Regions from separate parts of the Homo sapiens genome. Here region 2 is linked to region 1. Evidence: chromatin loops called from intact Hi-C (ENCODE). Cell type or tissue: heart left ventricle. All regions are shown on one strand. Each heading gives the region's core, and the rest is flanking DNA. Links, peaks and the distances in the headings are about the cores only.

Region 1 (9,984 bases), core at 603-8,602:
AAGATTAAGTGGGATAATACATGTAAAGTGCCTTGCCCAGGGCCTGGAGGTGGTGTGTTGAGGAGCACGGGCTGGCTGCTATTATTAGTAATAGAACACTTCATCCCCTTCTGCTACCCCTCCTACCCTGGCCCAAGCTCACAGTTCTCCAGGTCAGAATGCCTTAACAATTCTAATAGCTACTATTTATGGAGCTCCTATTATATACTAAAGCTTTACATATGTTAATGAAGTCCTATAACAACCCAAGACCGAAGTCCTATTGCTATTCCCATTTCAAAGATGAGGAAATTGAGCTCAGAGGAGTTGTTATATGCCTGCGGCCATGGGGTAGGAAATGTCAAGGAAGAATCCAAAGGAATCTAAGCTTTTGCTCTTTCAAATGCCACAGGCTGCTTTCCTGACCCCTTTCTTCCTGCTTTACTCCCACCTGTCTATAAAGCCCTGATCCTTTAAGAAACCCTCCAGGATTTCATTCCAGGGTAGACTGTGTCCTGCCTCATCTGTGCATTTTTTTGTTTTGTTTTGTTTTGTTTTTAATAGAGACAGGGTCTCACCATTGTGCCCAGGCTGGTCTCAAACTCCTGGGCTCAAGTGATCCGCCCACCTCAGCCTCCCAAAGTGCTGGGATTATAGGCATGAGCCACCACACCTGGCCTCATCTGTTTTTTAAAACACAGCTGGGCACAGTGGCTCCTGCCTATAATCCCAGCATTTTGGGAAGCTGAGGCGGACGGATCACTTGAGTCCAGGAATTTGAGACCAGACTGGGCAACATGGCGAAACCCCATCTCTACAAACAATACAAAAACTAGCTGGGCGTGGTGGCACTCACCTGTAGTCCCAGCTGCTCAGGAGACTGAGGTAGGAGAATCCCCGGAGCCCAGGAGTTTGAGGCTGCAGTGAACTATGATCATGTCACTGCACTCTGGCCCAAGTAACAGAGTGAGACCTTGTCTCTAAAAATGATAAGAATAAAAATAATAAGAATTTTAATGCTAAAAAAGGTTTAAAAACCACTGACCGCTGGGTGTAGTGGCTCACAACTGTAATCCCAGCACCATGGGAGGCCGAGGTGGGCAGATCACCTGAGGTCAGGAGTTCGAGACCAGCCTAGCCATCATGGCAAAACCCCATCTCTACTAAAAATACAAAAATTAGCCAGGCATGCGTGGTGGCAAACGCCTGTAATCTCAGCTACTCAGGAAGCTGAGGCACAAGAATCACTTGAACCCGGAGGCGGAGGTTGCAGTGAGCCGAGATCTCGCCACTGCACTCCAGCCTGGGCAACAGAGCAAGACTCCGTTTCAAAAAAAAATAAAAAATAAAAACCCATGACTTAGTGTAGCCCTCTCATTCCATAGATGAGAAACTTAAGGTTGAGAAGGGGTAGGGGCACCCCTCTGGAGACTTGCCAGTTTCTGGGTCTCTACCTAGCACTTGGAAAAGAAAGAACCCAGGACACCTCCCTGAGCGTGCGCTGTGCCAATAGGGCTGTTGGTGTCGATTCTCACCAAAGCAAACCCAAATCCTTCTTGGCTGAGAGGCTCAGCATGGCTGGTCCCTGGATGTTCCATCCAGCAGGCTTCTCAGAGGGGGCCCAGAGAGTCTGTGGGGCTGACAGGCAGGAGCTTGCCAACAATAGCCCTGTAGGTCCAGAGCCGCTGCAGGGGCTGGGACCGGAGGGAGCTTGGGCAGGCATTACCTCCATGGCTGTGGAAGGGCCTGGCCCTAAGGGGTTACAAGCAGGGGCTCCCATTGGACTGCAATCAAATCTCAGCCCAGTGCTGCCTCCTACCTGCGTGACCTCAAGCAAATCTGAACTTCAGTTTTCTTTTTTCTTTTCTTTTCTTTCTTTCTTTTTTTTTTTGACGCAGAGTGTTGCTCTGTCACCCAGGCTGCAGTGCAGTGGCGTGATCTCGGCTCACCGCAACCTCCGCCTCCCAGGTTCAAGTGATTCTCCTGTCTGAGCCTCGCGAGTAGCTGGGATTACAGACGCCCGCCATCATGCCCGGCTAATTTTTTGTATTTCAGTAGAGACGGGGTTTTGCCATGTGGGCCAGAACCTGTCTCAAAAAAAAAAAAAAAAAAAGACCAGCCTGACCAACATGGAGAAACCCCATCCCTATTAAAAATACAAAATTAGCTGGGCATGGTGGTGCATGCCTGTAATCCCAGCTACTAGAGGGCTGAGGCAGGAGAATCGCTTGAACCTGGGAGGCGGAGGTTGCGGTGAGCCGAGATTGCACCACTGCACTCCAGCCTGGGCGACAAGAGTGAAACTCCGTCTCAAAAAAAAAAAGTGCAATATTTATGGTTTGTTTGTTATTACCATTTTGGGGTATTTTTCCACTTCTAATCAGTAGGCATCCAATCTGATGGGCATCAGGAAGGCCCCATGGTTTGCCCCCACCAAACTCCCAGGGTTTGTAGCTGTGCGTGTAGCCATTTAGATTTAAATTAATTAAAAGTAAGCAAAATGTAAAACTCACTTCCTCAGCCATACTAGATAGCTACGTTTTAAGTATTCAGTTGCCACATGGAGCTAGGGGCTACTGCATTAAACAGCACAGAACATTTCTGTCATCACAAAAGTTCTGTTGGACAGCACTGTGAGTCTAGAATGTTCTATTAAAATACCAACAGCTGAAGGAAAGATGCTTCCAGCAGCAGGTCCTGGGATACCCCCATGATGTCCTTGCTGGTTCTCCTTCCTTCCAAAAGCCAAGAGACTCCAGAATATTCCCAAACTACTGCTCCACCTGGCAGATTGAAAGTGCCAGTGGAGAGGGGAAGGGACTGAGCTCTGCCTAACTGCCCACACGTGCTGGCATCTCTCAGCCCCACTCAGCAGTCTGGGACCCACCTCCTCCCAGATGCACCTCACACCAACCCCTCCAGTTGTCCCTGTCCCCAAGCATGTGACACCACATCTCTCAAGGAACCCATGCCAGAACTTGGCACGCTTCCCCAGTCTTTTCTCTCACTTCCCTCTACCCCTTCCCTCATAGGTTGCCCAACCATCATGACTCTGCTTTCTAACCAGGCCTTGACTTTGCCCCCTTTGTCTCTAGCTCCTCTGCAACTCAGGCCTGCCCCACGCTCACCCAGACACCTTGTCAACCAGGAGCCCTGGCTGGTCCTCTTCCAGGCCACCACTCCTCTAGAGCAAGGTTGTAAAGCACTTGGGTGATCATACTCTTCTCTGCCCTAGGACGCTACACAGGGTCCCACCACCCACTGTTCAAGTCCAAGGAGGCTCTGGGATCCGGAAAAACCTCCCTCCTCTGCCTATGCTCCTTGCTTCTTAGCTGCTCGGGAGCACCAAGGATTCCTAGAGATGCTGTTCACACTCTGGGCCCTTTACTTTCCTTCCACCCCTGCCTGGGACATCCCCTTGTGACCCCCTGCTTCCTCGCCTCTTCCCTCCGCGGTCAGCCCAGGCTGAATCTCAAACTCAGATCTAGCCTCTCCACCCAACCCTGGCCCCACCGGGGCACTGTCCAGGCCTTTATCAGAGCACATATCACAGCATCCCACAACAACTGGTTATGTCTGTCTTCCTCTCTACCCTGTCAGTTCCTTCAAAGCAAGAACATTGTGTTCCTCCTTGCAGCCCCCAAGCCTGGCTCCTCGAAGGGCTTCAGTAACTGTTTCTACGACAAAACCAATCTGCCCTGTGAGACTGGCCCTGTTCGCTCCCATTGGACAGATGAGGAAAATGGAGCTCAGAGAATGAAAGATGCTTGCCTGAGGTCTCCCAGTGCATAAGTGGCAGCGCCATGATGCCGCCCCAGGCCCTCACAAAGAGGGCGGAGTGTCCCAGCCATTCAGAAGAGGCAAAGATGCACTATTCCTTGGTACAAGGAACCTCATGTTGATTTTTTCCTCTTTTTTATCTTTTTTTTTTTTTTTTTTTGAGACAGAGTCTTGCTCTGTTGCCAGGCTGGAGTACAATGGCACTATCTCGGCTCACTGCAACCTCCGCCTCCCGGGTTCAAGCGATTCTCCTGCCTCAGCCTCCTGAGTAGCTGGAATTACAGGCACCCACCATCATGCCCGGCTAATTTTTTTGTATTTTTGTAGAGACAGGGTTTCACCATGTTGGTCAGGCTGGTCTTGAACTCCTGAGCTCGGGTGATCCGCCCTCCTCAGCCTCCCAAAGTGCTGGGATTACAGGTGTAAGCCACCGCTCCTGGCCAATTTTTTCCTCTTATTTGGAACTCATGCCTGCTTGTTATGAATATTCCAACAGCTGCAGTGAATCCCAATACGTGCAAGTGGAAAAGGCCCCCTTAACCTTCCTCCTCAGGCCCACTCAGCAAATGTGGCCACTTTGTGGCCACTTTGTGTAAGGCATTCCAGAGATCTGGTGAGGCACCTATCTACAAATATTTATACACACACATTCATATATGGTTTCAGTCACAAAATGGGGTCATTCTCTCCCCTGACCTATCATTTAGGGCATTGGAACATGGCTGCATGTGGCTCTGTTTGTGAGGGTCCAGGGGATGGACAGGGAGGCTCTGCATTATTTTGCTTTTACCAACATTGCAGCATGAACGTTTTTTTAACTCAGGGCCTTGGGTGAATATCTCCATCAGATGAATCCCGAGAAGTAGCATGCATGGGTCACAGTGTGGCTCACGTGTTTCTTGGGAGGGTCACATGCATTTTTCCTAATTTATAGTATTATTTTATTTTTTATAGACAGGGGGTCTCGCTATGTTGTCCAGGCTGGTGTCGAACTCCTGAGCTCAAGCCATCCTCCGGCCTGCCAAAGTGCTGGGATTATAGGCGTTAGCCACTGCGCCTGGCCCATCATGCATTAAATGCTTGAAGCCTGCCCTCGTAGTAACATGTTGCACTAAGTATAATACCTCGGAGGCCGCGTCCCTCCCTGTCTGTCCCTCCCCACTGCCTGTTCTGAGTTTCTGGAGTCCACATCTCAGGGGCTCCAGCCTGGACTCTGGTCTTTCTCCGACTCCCTGCCCTGTTCTCAAGTCCCCCTGTTGTCGTCCACTGCCTAGGCTGGCACCACAGTCTGAGGCTGCCACCTGGGAGACCCAGGCGAGGCCTGGAGCAGTCCCAGTGGGCTCAGGGCTCCTGGGGCCTGAGGAACCAGAGGCACTGAAGCCACGTCGGGGAGGCCCTGCCTGTGTGATGGGTGGTGGGAGCAAAAGAAATCCTTTCTGAAATGACAGCATTGGGATGACAGCGTGTGTGGGAAGGGGTGTGTGTGTGTGAGTGCGTGAGGCTGTGGTGTGGCTCTGTGAGTGTGTGTGAGTGTGGGGGGGTGAGCCGGCATGACAGCATGTGTGGTGCTATGTGGGAGTTGCCATGCGTGTGTTTTAGGGCAGTTATGTCAGGCGTTATGTAAGGGAGGCGCTCCCTGGGGCCAACAAACCGCAGTGGTGTAACCGCCAGGCCAGCAGGGAAGGAGGGAAAATGTAAACACCATTCCGTGCCTTTCCCTGCCCTGCCACAGGCCCTGCGGTCCTGCCTTCCCGCCACCTGAGGCCCCGTGGGCTGGCTGGGGGGTGATGATGGGGGCGTGAGGGCTGAGGCTCCCAAGAGCTCCATAGGCGTGCACATCTGCAGCTCTTGATACTGGCCCAAGGGATAGCACCAAAGGAGAGCCCAGCCAGGGCCTAACTGGGCTTCTTCTGGTCAGTTGCAGGCCATGCATCCCCCACGTGTGAGGCGTGCAGGCTTCCCTACCCCACAGCGCTCCTGTGTCCCAGAGGCCTCTCCCTGGCATAGGAGCCCCTTGCCCTGCAAAGAATCAGCATGGGGTTCACGGCTCACCTGTTCACACCTGTACGGTGGCCTCAGGGCCAGCTGTCTCTGTCTCTCTCACATACACTCAAAGGCGCACCTCCTCCCTGCCCCACTCCACATCCTGGCCCAGACACCTTCCTTCCCACCAGCTCCCAGTTTCCAGCCCTTCAGCCTGGCACCTGAGGCTTCCTCTTCTAGGAAGCAGCCCTGTCTGCTCCAGGCCAGAGGCCTTGCTCCCCACTCTGAAAACTCCTGAGGCCCCTGTGGATACATAGCTGGACATCTGGCCAAGCTCAATAGTCCCCTGTTCTCCAGTTGCTCGTTTTAAGAATAATGGCCATGGCCAGGTGCAGTGGCTCACACCTGTAATCTCAGCACTTTGGGAGGCTGAGGCGGGAGGATCACCTGAGTCAGGAGTTCAAGACCAGCCTGGCCAACATGGCAAAACCCTGTCTCTACTAAAAATACAAAAACTAGCTGGGCGTGGTGGCACGCGCCTGTAATCCCAGCTACTAGGGAGGCCGAAGCAGGAGAATCACTTGAACCTGGGAGCCGGAGGTTGCAGTGAGCTGAGATTGCGCCACTGCACTCCAGCCTGGGTGATAGACTGAGACTCCATCTCAATAATAATAATAATAACAGTGGCCATAATTTATGGAGTATACTCTGTCAAACCCCCTCCCTCAAAGTGTTCTTATTATGCCATGCCATCCTTGAACCAATCCTAGAAGGTGGTGTTCTAACCATCATGGGAGCCAGAACCCCAGCAGACAGAGGTTAAGTGAATCATCCACGGTTATGCAGCCACGCCTAGAAGTGGCTGGTGGCAGAACCTGTATTCACAATCTCCCGTGGCTGAGCCCCATTTCCCCACACCTCCAGGCTCTTGGGGAGCAGCAACTCTCCTGCTTCCCGCCCCCCACCTTCCCCAACATAGTGCCAGCTGGGCGGCCACAAGATACTTAAATCAAGGCTGTGGCTTACTCAGTGGCTGCATGCAGTTGGTGCCATCTAAATGCTAGATGACTGAGTAACTGAACAGGATTGAATGCAATCTTTTACTTGGAACAATAAAGTGCAATGTTGAGAGTAGGAGCTCTGGAATCACTCAGCTATATGACTTTAGGGTACTGACAGACCCAGCTGAGCCTCAGTTTCCTCACCTGCAAGATGGAAATCGCCATTGTGTCTTCCACACAAGGTTACTGAGAGAATTTCTGCGACGCTGGGTGTGATGGGCTTGGCTCCGTGCCTGGCACACATTTTGCAGTCAAAAATGTCAACTGCTGCTGCTCCACTTTCGGGGTAGAGCTGGGGCAAGCATATTCTCCCATTTTAACAGTGAGGAAAACTGAGGCCCAGAGAAACCACTTTCCCAAGTTCCTGCAGGACTTGGACTGCAACTGCAAATTGCTGATTCCTAGCCTGGAACCTTTAACAACAGGCCAGCGCTTCTCATCCAGTCAGTGTGGATAGAGGCAGTGGAGTCAATGGAGGAAAATATTTTTCTAGACCTTACAAAAGTTTCTGATCAGCAAGAGAGCAGTGTCCTCTTGGAAAGATAGTACTCTCATTTTTCTACCCCTGTGAAGGAGGGATTAATCAAGGAGGCCTTACAGGAAGAGGTGGGCATCAGAGTAACCTTGTCTCCTTAAAGGAGGAAGACACTGTGGCCCTTCAGGGGAGGCTGAGCCTGTCTCTCCAGGGTGACCTGCCCTGTTAGCCTTCCAATCCTGGAAGACCTCCAGCCTGGCCTGGCCTGGGGTCCACAGGCTGTACCTGAGTGCTGTACCTCTATTCCCCTGTTTTCCCCCATCCCTTCCCAATGCAGGGCTTTGGGAGAATCTCCTCCAAAGCCAATTTCTATTTTTTTTTTTTTTTTTTTTTTTGAGAAAGAGTCTTGCTCTGTCACCCAGGCTGGAGTGCAATGGTGCGACCTTGGTTCACTGCAACCTCCGCCTCCTGGGTTCAAGCGATTCTCCTGCCTCAGCTTCCCGAGTAGTTGGGATTACAGGCGCCTGCCACTGCGCCCAGCTAATTTTTGCATTTTTAGTAGAGACGAGGTTTCACCATGCTGGCCAGGCTGGTCTCAAACTCCCGAACTCAGGCGATCCACCCTCCTTGGCCTCCCAAACTGCTGGGATTACAGGCATGAGCCACCGTGCCCGGCCCCCAAAGCCCACTTCTGTCACCTCACTCCTGTCTGCTCTCATGGTCAAGTCCTAGCTTCTGCACCTGGCATCCCAGGCAAGGCCCCTGCACCTGGCCCTGCCCTCCTGCAGCCCCTACTGACCCGTAGCTAACATTGCAGCAGCTCCCCGCCCTCCACTACTCCCCTCTTCTGCTGTTTCTCCACAGCCTCCTCACCAGTCAGCACACTATAGAGTTTACAGATTTGTCTTCATTGTCTGTCTCCCACTAAAATGTCAGCTGCAGGGATTTGGGGAGGGGGAGAGGAGGGGTCTTTTTCATCGTGCTCAACAAATACTTGAGGGAATGACTGCATGATCTCCACCCTCCTGCCACTGCACACTCATGCCAGGCACCTTTACCCTGATGCTGTTATGCCCTTGCCCTAATGTCCTCCCGATGCCTTTGGCTGAATCATGCTACCTCTTGCAGAAAGGCTTCCGGGATTATACCTGCCCACAGCCCAGCCTCCCCTCACTGACCTCATCACAGTGCAGAAATCCCCAAGCTCAGGTGGATTTCAGAGGAAGAAGGTGGACAGGGCAGGCCAGCTCCTTGGGGCTGTGCAGGGACCAGGTATGCATAGCCCCAGGCTTGGGAGGCTGGGGCTCCTGTAACCCACCAGCTTTGTCCAAGGGTGGGAGATGAGTCCTATACTTTCTCCTCTTTTGACCCTAAGATCCTTTCGCTCCAAGTTCAACTTCAGGTAAACCTGTGGCAGGGGAGCCCACAGTTGAAGTAGGAGGTGTCTTGTAGCCCAGGTGGACTGCTCAGCTCTAGGAAGGCCAGGCTCTGACCCAGAGACTCTGCAGCCAAGGCTCTGCCCTAGGGGCTTCTCATGAGCTGGAGGTTCAGGACCCCCTTGACCTTGGAATCCTTCCCTGAGCATTCTTTTTTTCTTTTTCTTTTTCTTTTTCTTTTTTTTTTTTTAAGACAGAGTCTTGCTCTCTTGTCCAGGCTGGTGTGCAGTGGCACAATCTTGGCTCACTGCAACCTCCACCTCACGGGCTCGAGCCATCCTCCTGCCTCGGCCTCCCGAGTAGCTGGGATTACAGACACACACCACTATGCCCGGCTAATTTTTTTTTTTGTATTCTTAGTAGAGACGGGGTTTCACCATGTTGGCCAGGCTGGTCTCGAACTTCTGGCCTCAAGTGATCCTCCCGCCTCGGTCTCTCCAAATGTTGGGATTACAGGCGTGAGCCACCGCGCCTGGCCATCCCTGAGCATTCTTGAAAGAAGCTGTCACCAGGCAGGCTGTGCTTCCCTGGGAGCGCACAGATGGGAGGGAGAGAGAAAATTCTCTTCACAAAGAAACCCAAGCTGGGGAGGCAGGTGAGTGAAAACCAGAGAGATAGAAGGTGAGATGACTCAGGTGTTGCTGTGGTCCTGGCCCAAGCACAGGGCAGCAGGGGAGAGGTGCCCTGAGGCTGGATCTGGGGCCATGGGCCCTCGGGTGGAGAACGTCCTCCTCAGAGCAAGCTGGAGCCACTGGCCTCAGAGGTCTTCAGGGCCCAGGATGGTGGCGTCTTCTTCCCTCTGGCTCCCCTTCACTGGGCCCATGTAGTCCCCACCTTCATGCATCCTGGGGAATGGGGAACTGGAATGGCTCCCATGAACTGGAATGGCCAGCCTCCCTCAGCAGTAAAATAGTCTCTTGTGCAAGGATTAAATGGCATATAATACATAAAATACACCTTGCCTGGCACACAGTGGCACTAAGTCATGTCAGTGCCTTGCCCCACACCCCTGGTGGGCACCATCCCTGCAGATTTTCCCATGGTCACTTCTTCTAGTGAAGTCGGAGTACACAGAGAGCCTCTTTGCGTGGGGCTCCATGGAGGAAGAGGGATGCAGAGGGCTTGAGACCCCTCGCCCTGCCCAGGAGGGGTGAGTGACTCTTGCACCTGTACCTTATCCAGTTTGGGAAGTCCCTTCACTTCCCTTGGCCCCTATTCACCCCTAGCTCCTTCTCAGCCAGCCTCCTCCAGCCCAGCCCTCCTGTCCCTG
Region 2 (9,984 bases), core at 1,134-9,133, 59 kb after region 1:
GATGGCTCATGGAGAGGCTGTGCCTGCACCTCGTGGCGATGAGCCATCTGGGGCTCGCCCCGCACCCAGCACATGGCTAGGAGCATAGTGAACTCCGTCTCTAGGAATGGGCAGGACCCAGGAAGGCTAGTGAAAAGATGCATTTGAGGCCTGAGCTCTCTGTGTCCAGAAGCAGCCCCCTCAGGTTGTGGGGGGACACTCTGGGTCTTGCACCTGCCAAGGCCCCTGCCACAGAGAATGGGAACAGCACTGCTCCCCCAGGGCCACTCCAAGTTTTCTGGTCTCAAGATGCAGTCCCTGTGGGGCTGTGGGTGGGCCCCCTCTCTGCCTAGCCCAGTTCCAGCTACAGAAGCTGTGTGGAAACATCTCCCCTGAACCAAGTGCCTTTGAACTTTCCAGGAATGCTGGCCTGGGGCGGAGCAGGGGTGGCAGGGAAGGACAGGCGTGGGGTGGGATGTTCCAGAATCTACTGGGACCCAAACCCGAGAGCACCGAGTTCCCACGAGCCAATGCCTGGCTGTGGAGGAACCGGGAGGTCACAGGGATGCAATGGGCAACATCAGGATGAGGCAGGTAGGAGTGTGCGCGCGAGTGAGACACAGGGCTGGAAGGGACCTGGAATGTCACATGTCCATGCCCCTAATGCCAAAGGCTGCCTGGTGCAAGTAATATTACTTTTTCTTTTTCTTTTTTGAGACAGGGTCTCACTCTGTCACCCAGCTGGAGTGCAGTGGTGCGAACACAGCTCACTGCAGCCTCAACCTCCTGGGCTCAAGTGATTCTCCCACCTCAGCTGGGACCACAGGCATGAATTTTCTGTAGAGATGGGAATCTCACCATGTTGCCCAGGCTGGTCTCAAACTTCTGGCCTCAAGTGATGCTCCCACCTTGGCCTCCCACAGTGCTGGGATTATAGACAAGAACCACCATGCCCAGCCTCACTTTTTTTGTTGTTGTTTGTAAAAAATGTTAAAGAAGAGACATGGTAGAGTGTAGTGGTTGAAAGTGCAGACTCAGGCCGGGTGTGGTGGCTCAAGCCTGTAATCCCAGCCCTTTGGGAGGCCGAGGTGGGCGGATCACAAGGTCAGGAGTTTGAGACCAGCCTGGCCAATATGTTGAAATACCGTCTCTACTAACTGGGCGTGGTGGCATGTGCCTGTAATCCCAGCTACTCGGGAGGCTGAGGCAGAAGAATCGCTTGAACCCAGGAGGCGGGGTTGCAGTGAGCGGAGATCGCGACACTGCACTCCAGCCTGGGCAACAGAGCGAGACTCTGTCTCAAAAAAAAAAAAAAATGTAGACTCCAGGCTGGGCGCCATGGCTCACGCCTGTAATCCCAGCACTTTGGAAAGCTGAGGCGGGTGGATCACCTGAGGTCAGGAGTTCAAGACCAGCCTGGCCAACATGGTGAAACTCCATCTCTACAAAAATACAAACATTAGCCAGGCATGATGGCGGATGCCTGTAATCCCAGCTACTTGGGAGGCTGAGGTGGGAGAATCACTTGAACACGGGAGGCGGAGGTTGCAGTTAGCCAAGATCACGCCATTGCGCTCCAGCCTGGGTGACAGAGTGAGACTCCATCTTAAAAAAAAAAAAAAAGGAAAGTGCAGACTCCAGACCCCATAGCCTGGGTGTGGACCGTGACTGCCCACTCCTAACTGCTTTGATGGTGTGAAGTCAGTTTATCTGTCTCTGTGTCTCAGTTTCCACAACTGTGAAATGGGCATCAGAACTGTATCTACCTCACAGGGTCATTACAAGAATGAAATGAGCAAATATAAATGAAGTGTTTAGAAACGGGCCTTACGTCAACTCTATGCAGGTGTGGTTGGTCCTTGCTGAAGGAATGGAATTCCATGTCAGTCAATCGATTATTGCCAGGCCCAGGCCCAGGCCGGCCAGAGCTCTGGCCAACTGGGCCCACATAGGGTGTGTCAGGGCAGCCAGTGTCAGCACATCCAAAGTCCCCGGCCTGCTGAGTTGGCAGAGGGCCTGCCCTGACACTCCCCAGCCCCAAAGAACGCTCTAGAAAAGTGCCTGGGGCTTCCTTAGGTGTCAGTGGGTAGAGGGAAGAGGAGCTTGGGAGCCCCTGACCGTGGCTGAGACCCTCCCGCAGCCCTCGCTGTGTGTCCAGGCCTGGCACGGGGCAGTGGCGCATGTTTTCCATGGCATGTGGAGGGTACGAGGGTGCAGGACTCACTCCAGGGGGGCTGTAGTCACATGTGTGTGCTTATGGGGGCTCAAAATCCTCCAATCCATGGGCGCTCTCCTGCTCTGACTAGAACTGATAGCAGCAAGTCCAGGCCAGTCTGTCTGGCACTAATTCTGAGCTAACTTACACTTCTAATGATTTCATCCAGCAAGTCAGTCAGTCAGGCAGTCAACAAACATTTTTGGAGGCCCTATTGCATGTCACACCATTAAAGTGGAGGTACACAGACGTCTCTGTCTTGAAGGATGGGCTTATTGTGATGAGAAAGGGATTCCTGGCTGCAGGCATTGTGTGCACCAAGGCACAGTGAAAAGGGAAAGCCTGCCCAAGGTGGGAAATGTGGCCGAAGGGAGGGCTAATGGGAGGAGGGCAGGGCAGGAGGCAGGGCTGGGGCTGAGATGAGGAAGGGCCCTGTGAGGCAGGCTCAGGGGTCCAGCATCCTCTGGAAGGAGCCCTTGAAGGTGCAACTTCAAATATCCAGAGATTGAAGGTGACTTTCCTGTCATCCCACGAGGCCTGGTCCAGGAGCTGTTCAGTGAGCCTTGGCTAGTTAATGACAGCATGAGTGTTGGGTGGGTCTGAGGGTCCAGGTTACCCCATACAATGCAGACCACATGACTGGCTCATTGTGGAGTTGTGCAACATGGCATCTCTGTGGCATCTGGGGCCTGGTGTCTGGGCATTAGTGACTGTGCCCATTTGTGTGTGTCAGTGAGTGTCTGTGGGCTGTGGTTCAGCCATTGTATGTGTGTGTGTGTGTGTGCGTGGTGCAGGTGTCTGCCATGATTGGGGCACTCCCCAGGTGCTGGAGGGCTGACGAGTATTAGTCCGTAGATACAGCCTACCCCAATCCCATCCTAGGCACAGCTGCTATGGTGAGAACATCTGGAGGTGATTCCACATCTGGGCTTGCAGTAGTAACAGCAGCAGGATCATACCTGGCTGGAATGTGCATCTCTGGGCACAAGGCCAAGCAGGCGTTGGCTTCCCTGGAGCCTGGCCCGGGGATGTGCAGGGGTGGGAGTTCTGGAGTGGGAGTAGCTGGGTCTTAAGGCTCCTGAGGGTGACTGTGGGGATAAAGGTCCAGCAGCCCTCTCTCCCTGCCTCTCCAACCTCCATCCATCCCCACTCCAAATGTCCATTCCTTCATCCACCCATTTCTGCCTTTCCATTTGTCCATCCATCCTCCTCTGCCTTTCAGCCCATCTGTTAGTCTATCCATTTGTCCATCTGTCCTCCTCCACCTTTCGGTCTGTCTGTTAGTCTATTCGTTTGTCCGTCCATCCTCCTCCACCTTTCGGTCTGTTAGTCTATTCATTTGTCTGTCTGTCCTCAGCCATCTTTCAGTCCATCTGTTAGTCTGTCCATTTGTCTGTCCGTCCATCCTCCTCTGCCTTTTGATCCATCTGTGAGTCTATCCATTTGTCCATCCGTCTATCCATTTGTCCGTCCGTCCTCCTCTGCCTTTCTGTCCATCTGTTAGTCTGTTTGTCCATCTGTCTTCCTCCATCTTTCAGTCCATCTGTTAGTCTATCCTTTTGGCCTCCCATTGGCCCCCTGTCTGTCTCTGGTCCCCTCCGTCACCTGCCTGTTCCCCCAGGCACCTCATTCTTGAGTGGTCTGATGCAGGCTATGATCAGGGGCTTCACTCTGGCCCCTCAATAGCCCCTGTGGCTGCAACTTGGGCCTGCCCAATCCCTAGTGTGTGAGCCTGCCCGGTGCGCCTCTGCCTCACTCTGGAGGGTGTCATGAACTCCTAAAACAGATCTGATGCATCCTTGCCAGTCCTGAAATAATCACACCAACAGCTTCAGATTCCCCTTTCAGTCCTGTTCCCAGATGGTCCTCTTGTCTCTCACCTGGACAAGGTTCCTCTCCTCCAGGGAGGACTCCCTGACCACCCACCCATGGGCTCTGCGGCCACCACATGCTCTACTCATAGGTCTCAATTTGTTGCAGCCAGGCTCAGCCTGTGGGAAACCCGGGCTTTCTCCCAAAAGGGATTACCCATGACATGGACCCAGCCAGACCTTTTCCCACTCAGAATTTCAGCATGGTGCTGTGGCCCCCGCGGGAGGTTCTTCCTGTAGAACACCAGGATCCCCGCTCACCTTCCACACATAGGCTCAAAGCTGCTGCTTCCCAAAGCTCTGCTTCCCTGGGCCACCTCCCACCCTCCCTTGCCTGGACAATGGGTTCGAGGGGCTCACCTGGTCAGAGAGGGACAGACCTCCAGGTGCCGCTCCCTCCAGGGCCTCAGAGAACTCAGAGCGCCAGGGTGGGGGGGGTGAGGGTGGGGTAATTAATCATGGAATGTGTGTCTGTGTGTGTGTGTGCAAGTGTGTGTGGCATTCATTTATAGAACAAACATTTCCTGAGCACTGGCACGTGCCAGACACCATTGCAGGCACTGGAGAGATAGCAGTGAACAAAACCAATGGCCCCTGCCCCCAGGAGGCAGATGTCCCAGCCAGGGAGACCTAGGAGGCTGCAGGGCCTGTGAGTGTCAGGGAGTGTGAGTGAGTGTGAGGATGGTGAGAGCCTGTGGAGAAGGGGCCTGTACAGGAACAGGGCCAGGTCTAAGTCAGGACATGGGTGTTCAGACTCAAGTGTCTGTCTTTGGTGGATAGGAGTGTCCACTGGGTTCTGTGCCAAGGAGTTTGTGTGCCTGTGCAGGCCCAGAATTGACATGTGCCTATCAGCCAGTTTGGGAGGCTGTGTGGCAACCACACCTGGCTGGCTCCCAGGCTGCGGGGCTCTATTTTTAGAAGCGACAGCCTGCAAATCCCCGCACCCACCCCCATCCCTATCCCATACCTGCTCAGGTGCCTAGCCTCTAGGGAGGGCCCGGCTGGCCTATCTGCAGAGAGAGCCCACACTTCAAATGGAGCAGCCTGTGGCCCCCAGGTAACCGGGGTGGGGTGTGCCTGGGTTCCTGCTGATCGATGGGGGAATCCCAGCTGCCTTGCCTCACACCTGCAGCCCTACCTCCTGCCTCCCAGCATAGCCCCTGTGTGGGAGGCACAGCTCTGGAACCCTCCAAGGCTCCGCTGGCCCATGGTGTGCCCTGCCTGATCACCCTCAGAAGTGGGCCAGGCAGGGTTGGAGGTGAGAGGGGAGGAGGGAAGCAGATCAAGGATGACCTCCCATCTTATCAAATATCTGAGCCCCTCCATCACCCCCTCCTTCCATGGGGTCTTCTTCCCTGGCTGCAAGTGGATAGTCCAGGTAGGTAGAAGCTAGGGCTGCCTGGGTGTTGCCCTCCCCTGCCTCTGACACTCCCTCACTCTCTGCACCGTGTGTCCTATTTACCTGATCTTCTCTCGCCCTTGTCACTGCTCTGAGTTAATAACAGTCGTGCATTGATCTGTTAGCAGGCATGATGCTAAGTGCTTTGCGTGTATGCTCTCCTTTCATCCTCAGAGCAACTCTGTGAGGTCAGCAATTGTTATTCCACTAGAAGGGAGAAAGCCGCAGCTCAGAGGCATCCACATCACCCAGTGAGGAGGGCAGAGTGTAGGGCTTCCTGCCCAGGTTCTGGAGAGCCCTTAGCTGTACTGCGGCCTTGGGATCACGCTCTGTTGCTCTCCTCCCAGCCATGGTCCCTTGGTGGGAGCTGAGCTGTGTCCTCGAGGGGTGTGGACTGTGGACATTGTTCACAGGAACCAGAGACATCACTCTTTAGGATTCTACCAGCAACACCTGAATTGGCTCGACATTTGTGGAGGTGATGTTTCCCCGAATTACTCACTTTTGTTTGATAATAATTAAAATCTTTATTTGGTCTTATTTAATATAGTTTAGAAGCTATCTAATCTGGTTTTTTTGGAGAGGCAAACTTCTTTTGAAAATGTAAGTTTTGGCTGGGCGAGGTGCTGTATGCCTATAATCCCAGCACTTTGGGAGGCCGGGGAGGGTGGATCACCTGAGGTCAGGAGTTCCAGATCAGCCTGGACAACATGGTGAAACCCTGTCTCTACTAAGAATTAGCCAGGCCTGGTGGCGGGCACCTGTAATCCTAGCTACTAGGGAGACTGAGGCAGGAGAATTGCTTGAACCTGGGAGGCCGGGGTTGCAGTGTGCCAAAATCATGCCACTGCACTCCAGCCTGGATGTCAGAGTGAGACTCTGCATCAAAAAAAAAAAAAAAAAAAAAAAAAGAAAGAAAAAGAAAAGAAAAAAAAAGAAAGAAAAGAAAATGTAAGTTTTGCTTTTAATTAAAAATAAAGTCGCCGGGCACGGTGGCTCATGCCTGTAATCCCAGCACTTTGGGAGGCCGAGGCGGGTGGATCATGAGGTCAGGAGTTCGAGACCAGCCTGACCAATATGATGAAACCCCGTCTCTACTAAAAATACAAAAATTAGCCGGGTGTGGTGGTGTGTGCCTGTAATCCCAGCTACTCAGGAGGCTGAGGCAGGAGAATTGCTTGGAGCTGGGAGATGGAGGTTGCAGTGAGCTGAGATCACGCCATTGCACTCCAGCCTGGGCAACAGAGTGAGAGAGAGACTCCATCTCAAAAAAAAAAAAAAAGTCTTAGTTCAGAAAACTCAGGATGCACAAAACTATTCAGACTGTTACTTTAGCATTTTCCCATTACTGCATCAGTAATATTCACCACACTTTGCTAGATGTTCATTGATTAGAGTATTGGAATCAAATTCTGCTCTAAATGTGTGTGAATACATTGGAGAGGCTTTGTGTTTTTCACTGTGAAATGCAATTGTGTCTCTTTTTTTTTTTGACAGTCTTTCTGCGTCGCCCAGGTTGGAGTGCAGTGGTGCAATCTCAGCTTACTGCAACCTCCGCTTCCTGGGTTCCAATGATTCTTCTGCCTCAGCTTCCCGAGTAGCTAGGACTACAAGCACATGCCACCACACGCAACTAATTTTTGTATTTTTAGTAGAGACAGGGTTTCGCCATGTTGGCCAGGCTGGTGTTGAACTCCTGACCTCAAGTGATCCACCTGCCTCAGCCTCCCAAAGTGCTAGGATTACAGGTGTGAGCCACTGAGCCCAGCCACAACTGTGTCTTGAATAAGAAGGTGCCTAGAAGTCAAATTAAAGTAATAATAATGACTTATTTTTTTAAATGTGTTTTATTGGCTCCTCTTCTTCTGTGCACTCCCTGGACTGAGTTAGGGGTGCACAGAGGGAGGAAGGAGCAATAAGCACATGTGGGGTCCAGGCTGTAGCCATGGAAGATGGTGGCAACCAGGGGATCCCAGCCACCTCCCATCCTCTGGTCCCTCCCCTGCTGTAGAACCTACAATGGCTCCCTACAGATGCTTCCCAGGGTAGCTCCAAGTCCTCTGTCCAGCAGGCAGCCTTGCCTGCACAGCCTCCCTCTCCTCCTCCCGACAAGCACCCTCTCACCCAGGCAGACACTGCTCCTGCTCTGCCCGTGGCCCGTGGCCTCTTCTCTCGCTGCCCTCCTGCCTCAAGCTGAGGCACCCTACCCACTTCATTTCATTCAATCTGCAGAATGTCCCCACAGGCTAGGTTTTCTTATGCATTTTTTTGTTTGTTTTTTAGAAATGAAGAAACTGAACTCAGAATAGGACAGCAACTTGCCCCAGGTCACACAGCTAGTAAAGAGCACAAGTGGGATTCCAGAGCAGGCTCACCTGACTCCAGTGTGCCATGCAGTTCAGCTGCATTTCATAGATCTTTACTGAGCATAACTCAGTGCCAAGCCCTGTGCTAAGGATCGGGGATACAGACTATTAGGGGAGAGGGATAATGTATATGCACATGCATGCATGCATGCACACACACACACACACACATACACACAGACACACACACAGACACATACATAGACACACATGTACACAGACACACACACAGACACACACACGGACACACAGCACACACAGATACACAGACGCATATACAGATGCACACAGACACAGACACACACACACACAGACACACACACACACAAACACAGACACATACACACACATACACAGACACACACAGACACATCGACACACAGACACACACGTACACAGACACACACGGACACACACAGACACACAGATGCACACACAGGTGTACACACAGACACACACACATACATAGACACACACACACACACACACACACACAGACACACACACACACGTGCACGCGCGCATGGTTCTGATACCATTTCCTGCTGGCAGGTGGTGGGATGTCCTCTGGTCCTCTCTGCCCTTTCCCTTCTGAGTTTCAGATGGGAGGGAAAGCAGACAGGGAGGAGGTGGTAGGTGCTGAATTACTCACCACCCAGTCTTAAAATCTTCACACTTGTGACTTAGACTCCCAGATGGTCCCTTTCAAGAAATGAGCTCTATTTCCCTTTAAAAGAGGGAGAGAGTATGAAAGAGAAAAACGTTTTGTTCTGCAGTTTCAAGTTGTCATGTGGGGGCAATTTGTTCCTTTTCCTCCCTATCTCTATCTCTCTCCTCCCTCACCTTCAACCCAGACTGGTCCTAAGACCACAGAGAGCATCACTTCCACCCATCCTTCCCTGCACCAGCTTTCCCCAAATCCCGGTGTCCAGTGCTGAGCCACTAGGCTGGGGCTTGGGGGGTGAGGCACAAGAGGGTTTCTTCTTTTTGACACTTGGGGGTTGGGAGGGAAGTCAGGGGTCCTTGGCTAGCCCAAGACTTAGATCTGAACTCCTTCACTGTCTCCTACTTTTGTTGAAATGTTGGCTTGTTTGTGGATAGAAAGCTCTCTGGGCCAGGCACGGTGGCTCACACCTGTAATCCCAGCACTTTGGGAGGCCGAGGCAGGCGGATCACCTGAGGTCAGGAGTTCGAGACCAGCCTGACCAACATGGAGAAACCCGGTCTCTACTAAAAATACAAAATTAGCCGGGCATGGTGGCACGTGCCTGTAATCCCAGCTGCTCTGGAGGCTGAGACAGGAGAATCGCTTGAACCTGGGAGGCGGAGGTTGCAGTGAGCTGAGATCGCGTCATTGCACTCCAGCCTGGGCAACAAGAGTGAAACTCCATCACAATAAAAAAAAAACAAAGATTGACTCTAATTTCTTAAAAAGCATCATGCAAACTTGAGACTTCTTTGAAATGAGAACATCTAAACCAACCAATAGCTTTAAAATGTAATGAAATAGTCATGATTTCCAGGCTTTCCAATTAATGAAGTTGTCATACAATTATGGTTTATTGACATTAAATGACATAATTTTCGTTTTCATTTTCTGGTTTTTAAAAAATACTTTGGGCTGGGCACGGTGGCTCACGCCTGTAATCTCAGCATTTTGGGAGGCTGAGGCGGGTGGATCTCTTGAGGTCAGGAGTTGAGACGAGCCTGGCCAACATGGTGAAACCCTGTCTCTACTAAAAATACAAAAATTAGCCGGGTGTGGTGGGTGAGTGTCTGGTAATCCCAGCTACTCAGGAGGCTGAGGGGCGAGAATCACTTGAACCTGGGAGGTGGAGATTGCAGTGAGCAGAGATCACGCCACTGTACTCAAGCCTGGGCAACAGAGTGAGACTCTGTCTCAAAAAAAAAAAAAAAAAAAATGAAGCCAGTATGTCCCCTCTCACCTTCCAAGTCTCAAACCTTTTTGCAGGAGCATAAAATTTTGATAGGCCCCAGACACTGCCTATGTGACTTAAAGAACGAACAGCCTGGCCGAGGGTGGCTCCTTGAATATTGTTAAAGAGAAGTGAGAGAGAGAGACAGAAATACAAATGATTTGGAAACATGAAAAAAAAAAAAAGCTAACATCTCTCATCATAAAGAATGCAAATT

The links. A loop is a pair of places that touch in the nucleus more often than their neighbours do. Peaks named below come from ENCODE experiments on the same cell type or tissue, not always from the same donor. Only the 100,000 strongest peaks of a DNase experiment are listed, where the experiment ranks them.
Region 2: it touches region 1 in a loop (1.9-fold over the local background); 39 of 110 quality-filtered maps call a loop at or near these places.

The regions. Positions count from the first base shown.
Region 1 is chr2:43,206,163-43,216,146 of GRCh38, reverse strand. No RefSeq gene overlaps it. Among named protein-coding and RNA genes, the nearest start is that of ZFP36L2, 15 kb to the left of the region's middle. RefSeq lists enhancers at 733-1,499, 5,480-6,074. In heart left ventricle, for the core only: no CTCF peak of the experiment used is centred there; a DNase peak (open chromatin) is centred at 5,376; H3K27ac peaks cover 887 bases.
Region 2 is chr2:43,148,062-43,158,045 of GRCh38, reverse strand. No RefSeq gene overlaps it. Among named protein-coding and RNA genes, the nearest start is that of LINC02580, 51 kb to the right of the region's middle. RefSeq lists an enhancer at 1-272 and a silencer at 5,062-5,210. In heart left ventricle, for the core only: no CTCF peak of the experiment used is centred there; a DNase peak (open chromatin) is centred at 4,955; H3K27ac peaks cover 193 bases.